2 separate regions of the Homo sapiens genome follow, and region 2 is linked to region 1. The links are chromatin loops, found by intact Hi-C in ENCODE. Cell type or tissue: sigmoid colon. All regions are shown on one strand. Links, peaks and the distances in the headings refer to the core of each region. The heading gives the core; the rest is flanking DNA. Region 1 overlaps NAV1 (neuron navigator 1). Region 2 overlaps NAV1 (neuron navigator 1).

Region 1 (2,816 bases), core at 100-2,599:
CCTTTGCTTCCGAAGACGATTATCGGACAGAATAATTCATCGCTAGAGATTAATTGGACTAATTACGTTGGCTCTCAGAATCCCTGAATAATTATTTTCGATGGGGGCGGGTGTCAGTGATAACTGTGTGATATCTGAGCCTCTTCCCTTGAATGAAAAGCCCGCAAAAAGGGATTCCTGGTTTTGAACAGTGGGCAGGATGTAAATATCATGGATGGCTAAGTTTCAGCTCTGATCAGGTTATGTGGTGCCCATATTTTGTGTGTAAAACCTTTATTCAGAGAAATATTATCATTTCTAATATCCCAGATCATCTTCTTCACTCTTTCATTCAACAGATTCTTCAAAACATCCCATTTTCCCCAGGAAGTTCTCCTTGATTCCATGGGAGTAGGGAGACCACAAGCTGTGCAGATTCACGTCCCTCCTGGGAAGAGGTTTACCTGGTCCATAAGCACTAACCTGCCATGGTCTACTCTGCTCCAGTGCCACCCTCCCTAACCACCCTCACCCCACCAAGGAGCCCAGGGTCCAAGGCCTGGCACACAGGGAGAGCCAGGAAGGACCTGCTCTCATCAGAACAGTTGACGGCACCCCTGCCATCTCTTCCTCTTTAAATGAAGAGCCGACAACCTTGCTACGTGAGTAATACAAAGGCTGAGTGCACAGCCAAAGAATTTAGTGTTTAAATAAAACTTACAACCAAGTTCATCTGACACATGTAATCATCTGCATTGTCACTTTCATGTTATGTGGCAATTAGAAATCAAATGGCTGGGCAGTCATTCCTCGTTAATTACATACAGCAGAATCAGGCGTGTTTGGGATGACACTGCTGGAGGTGGTTGGAGGGAAAATGAGAACCTTTGATTCCCCATCTTCCCCCATCTGAGGGAGGGCCTTGGAGAAACTTGCCCGCCCTCAGATGTTCATACTCTCCCATCAGTTCCCAGGCCACAAATGCCAGGCTTCAGGAAAGGGTGGGGCACCATGTTCACTAGTTTTAGGGCCCTAGTTGACTCCGAACCAATATCCAGGGTAGGTGGGTGGTAGCTTTAAAATCAGACAGATTTGGGTTGGCGTCTTGGCTCTACCATGAAATATGCAAACTTAACTAAGAGTCTTTATGTTCAAAAGTCTCATTTTTTTTCCACCTGTAGAACAGAGATAATTATGTATATTCTAAGGGCTATTAGGAAGATTAAAGTAGATAACGTATGTTAAGTGCTAGCACAGTGCCTAGTATCTGGCAGGCACTCATATCATAGTTGTTATTGTTGGTATTATTATCATAAGTGGGAAACCCCATCCATCCTGGTCCCTTTTGGTTACGAACCTAGGGGTCTCCAGAGGGGCCTCAGCTTTAAGCTCTTACCAATCCTCCCATTGAAGGAAAGGAGGTGGGAGGCTGGATACACAATAGATGTATCCTTGGTTGAGTGGTAATATGATTTAAGAGAGAACATATCCTGTGCCACCTTCCAGCCACTTCCCCCTGGGGGAAAAAAAAAGCAACCTATAAAACACTCCTATAGCTGCCTAGATGCAATCAGTGAAATATATTTGGATTCGGTGGTAAAATCCTTAGAGGGAGAGCCACTAGTTAGTCACTCCATGTTGTAATTTATATAATACTGTATATATTGGCAAAGGAGACCTTCCTAAATACCGTATGCTTATAAAGACTTCTGAAGGGAGAAAGGAAAAAGCATTTAAGATGAAGCTGGCAAGGAGCTGAAAGGTTTCTGTTAATGGGTAACTGTGAGTAACTATGCATAATTGCAAAATACCTTTCACACCAGGAAGGAGCTTCTGAATTGAGTGACAAAGCAGCTGCTGCTCGAGGTTTTTGCAATGGCAGCAAAAGTGAGCCTCCTCCTGTCATCTGTCCTTCCTGCTGTGGACAGTGGGGGAAGGTGAGTGCAGTCTGAGGCTGGTAGGAGAGGTAGGCTGCAGGGGTTGGGCTATTTTCCAGAAAGAAAAGGATAGATTGCTGCCCGGAAGCCAATTTAAGGGCTCTTTAGGAGGCAAAGGTGGCAAGATAACTAGCAAGAGAAAACCTGCCTACAGAAACTATGGAAATAAGCAAATGGGTTGGAGTGGGGGATAGGAGATAGATGCAAATCAATGCAATCTTGAAACAAGATCACAAGATTTTCAGTTCAGCATAAAGAAATGTGGTCAGGAAATGTCTGGGACACACTAGAGACAAAGTATCTACCAGTGCAGTTAACAACTGGGCATCCAAATGCCTAGAGTCAGGGGCTTGCTCCCCACCTATTCAAAGTGGGATGACAAGTCTGAATTTCTGAAGCAATTTGTCCTATAGTTTAATCAGACTGCTGTCCAAACACCTTGACTAAAGAAATGGGTGTTTTGATGGGGACCTGGGGAAGGTGTGAGAGATAATGTTAGAGCATGGTACCCTGGGGGAGGGCTGGTCTGGATGGAATACTGAGGGGGCAGGGATGAAGGCAGCAAGAGGGCAGCTTGAGGGGAGTGAGTATGGGGGATTGAGAGGAGGGGCAGATGCAGTTGGGGGAGGAGTGAAGGTGCTAAAGATGGGTGCCTGGATTTCTCTGAGGACCAACATGACTCCCTTCCATCTAGAAGGGCCAGGCAGCTGTCCCTCGGTGCTTATTAGGTGTGCATCTCTCCACAGCCTCTTCTCTGGCTCTGGAGCTTCAGATGTGTGTGAAATAAAAGCAGTGAGCTGAGAACATCTTGTCATGTTGATCTGCAGCTGTCTCAGGTACCCTTTACAGGGACATTCTGCAGAAAGCAAGCCAAGACTGCATTCAGGGGTATTTTAGTTC
Region 2 (2,816 bases), core at 299-2,798, 100 kb after region 1:
TCTGTGGCTGGTTTATTTCACTTAGCATTTCATCAAGGTTCACCCATGTTGTAGCATATATGAGAATTTCCTTCCTCTGTAAGGCTGAATAATATTTCATTGCATACCACATTTTGTTTATCTATTCATCTGTCAACAGATACATGGGTTGCTTCTACCTTTGGCTATGGTGAATAATGTTGCCATGAACATGAGTGTACAAATATCTCTTTGAGATTCTGCTTGCAAATTCTTTTGGGTGTCTACTGAGACGTGGAATTGCTGAATCATATGGCAATTCTATTTTTAATATTTTGAAGAACTGTCATACTGCTTTCTATAGCTGTTGCACCAATTTACATTCCTATCAATATTGCACACAGATTCTGTTCCAATTTCTCCATATCATCGCCAATGCTTGTTACTTTCTGTGCTTTTGATAGCAGCCATCCTATTGGGTGTGAGGTAGTATCTCCTTTTGGTTTTGATTTGCATTTCTTAATAACTAGTGATGTTAAGCATCTTTTCATATGCTTGTGGTCCATTTATATATATTCTTTGAAGAAATGTCTATTCAAGTCATTTTCCCATTTAAAAAATCAGTTTTTTTTGTCATTGTTAAATTGTAGAAGTTTTTTATATTTTCCACATACTAGACCCTTATCAGATATAAGATTTGCAAATTTTTTTTCCTAATCTGTGGGTTGTCTTTTCACTTTCTCAATATTTTCCTTTGAGGCACAAATGTTTTTAATTTTGTTGAAGTCCGATTTGTCTATTTGTGTGTGTGTGTGTGTCTGTGAATGAAGAGCTTCTCAGAGCCTTTCCTATGTTCATGTAGATCAAGATTCCAAAAGACAGATGATCTTACTGCATTTCCACAACTTAGCTGACCACAGAAACCTAGTTCTGTGCCTCCCCCATCATCGTATTCTCACAGAATAATTTGCAAGTCACAGAACACACTCTGAAATGTTCTGCTTTAAGGGTTTTCAGTACTCCATGAAAAACCCTTCAGCAGAAGATGAGTCATCACACGTTCAGAACCCTAAAACCAGAATAGATCCAGCCCAGTGCCTGACTTCAGGGATGAGGGCCCAATGACCTGCCCAAAGCTTGGGAGACTGGGGAGAAGATCAGGCCCCTGCGAAAACTACCCGAATGGGGAACTCAAGACAGGAAGCATTTGTCTTATTAGTTGTGCATGGGGTTGGGGCTGGGTGGGAGGACCTTGGTCAGTTGCTTCCAGAGTGAGGATTTCAGGCCCATCCTTCACTCATGTGAGCCTTTGGTTTGGAAAGGCAGGGGCCCTTCTCCTCTCCCGTGGGATGCCAGGACTTGGGCTGCCTGCCAGTTGGTCAAGAGCTTCCTTGATTCCCTGCTTTGCTGTCTGCTCCGGACTCTCCCCAAACCCCTTTCTCTGGATGACTCAGGGGCAGATGAGTGAACTGAGTGAAAGAGCCAGAATCCAGGCCTTGGTGGAGCATCTGGACTGGCCCAGCCTGTCAGCAGGGCTGATGGGCTAAGCTCTGGGCGGTTTCTTATGGATTCAGAGGAGATTCTAGAAACAGACTGAGGAGGGCTTTCATAAGGCTGCCGTGGGCTCTGCTGGACACAGGCACATCACAAGCTGGAACCAGCTGCTGAGATAGCAGCTGTATTCCATCTCCAGGATTTGGTTTACCAAGATGAAAACAAGATCCAATGCCTGACAATTATACAACTTTTTCTTTGAGAGTCTGCACACACATCTCAGGCAATCTCAGTCACATGGGAGACCAGAGGGGCAAAAAAATTATTTCTCATTCACTCCTTCCTAACACATTATGACTCTGGAGAATCTAAGTGGTTAGAATCCAGATTCTTTGTTTTTATAGCTGCATATAGAGTAGGTTACATTTCCCCCTCTATATGCAGCTCTGTCTTGTAAGGAACCATTAGATGGGCAGTCCCTAAAAACATGGTATCATGAAAAAGAGCAATGGTTTTACAGTCTCATAAATGTGGGTTTGAATCTAGAGTCCTCCAGGTACTGGATGATTGACCTTGGACCACTTCTTTCACATCTCTGAACTTGATATTGTTCTTACACTTAAAGTGGAAATAACAACACATGTGAAAGATCTGGCACATATCAGTGGTTCCATAAATGCTAGTGTCCTTCCCAAATTGCATTGTACAGAAAAATCATCACAGGTGATGGAATTTCTCAATTGGAAAGGATCTTGGAGATGATCCAGTTGGATTCTTTAATTTTTCAGAGGACGAAGTTGGAGTACAGAGAGAGTAAGTGACTTGCTGAAGGACACGCTGCAAAGTGAGATTGCTACATTCTACTCAATCCAAGTTTCCCTGGGAAGCTGAAGGTCCTGACTGGCTCCTCTCCCCCAGGCACCAGCACTGCTCTTCTTAAGCTATTTACATGCTTTATCTTGAGGCTTGAGTTTTGACCAGTGGAAGCACTATTGGCCATGAGAATAGAAGACCGGAGGTTTACACAGTTACTCCAGGGAGCTGGCAACTTCAACAGCTCCTTATTTATTTCCATGGCTTCCTTGGGAAGAAAGGAGAAAGAGGATTTCAAAGGCTCAAAAAAGGTCAATTGTTTGCCCAAGGACACCCAGCAAGCTTGTAACAGAACCATTCCAGGGCCCCAAGTGCCACCCTCTGTCCCAGAGCCATTCCTACCAGCTTCAGCTGCCTCCTTCACCCACTCAGAGATTCCTATCTCCAGCAGGGAAGGAGTTAATGCCAACCTCTGTTGGCCTCTGCAGGTGCTGCTCTTGAGAAAGAGCCCCTTAGCAGAGTCTACAGATAATGGGAGCGGGAGAGATAAC

The links. A loop is a pair of places that touch in the nucleus more often than their neighbours do. Peaks named below come from ENCODE experiments on the same cell type or tissue, not always from the same donor. Only the 100,000 strongest peaks of a DNase experiment are listed, where the experiment ranks them.
Region 2: a loop joins it to region 1, with 2.3 times the contacts of the local background. A loop is called at or near these places in 3 of 110 quality-filtered maps.

What each region holds. Positions count from the first base shown.
Region 1 is chr1:201,685,936-201,688,751 of GRCh38, reverse strand. All of the region lies in intron 5 of NAV1 (neuron navigator 1), which reads right to left. IPO9-AS1 (IPO9 antisense RNA 1) reads left to right here. Exons shown (of 3, transcript NR_046696.1): 3 at 339-496. Among named protein-coding and RNA genes, the nearest start is that of MIR5191, 32 kb to the left of the region's middle. In sigmoid colon, for the core only: no CTCF peak of the experiment used is centred there; no DNase peak of the experiment used is centred there; H3K27ac peaks cover 571 bases.
Region 2 is chr1:201,583,396-201,586,211 of GRCh38, reverse strand. All of the region lies in intron 1 of NAV1 (neuron navigator 1), which reads right to left. Among named protein-coding and RNA genes, the nearest start is that of NAV1, 46 kb to the right of the region's middle. In sigmoid colon, for the core only: no CTCF peak of the experiment used is centred there; DNase peaks (open chromatin) are centred at 1,471 and 2,378; H3K27ac peaks cover 864 bases.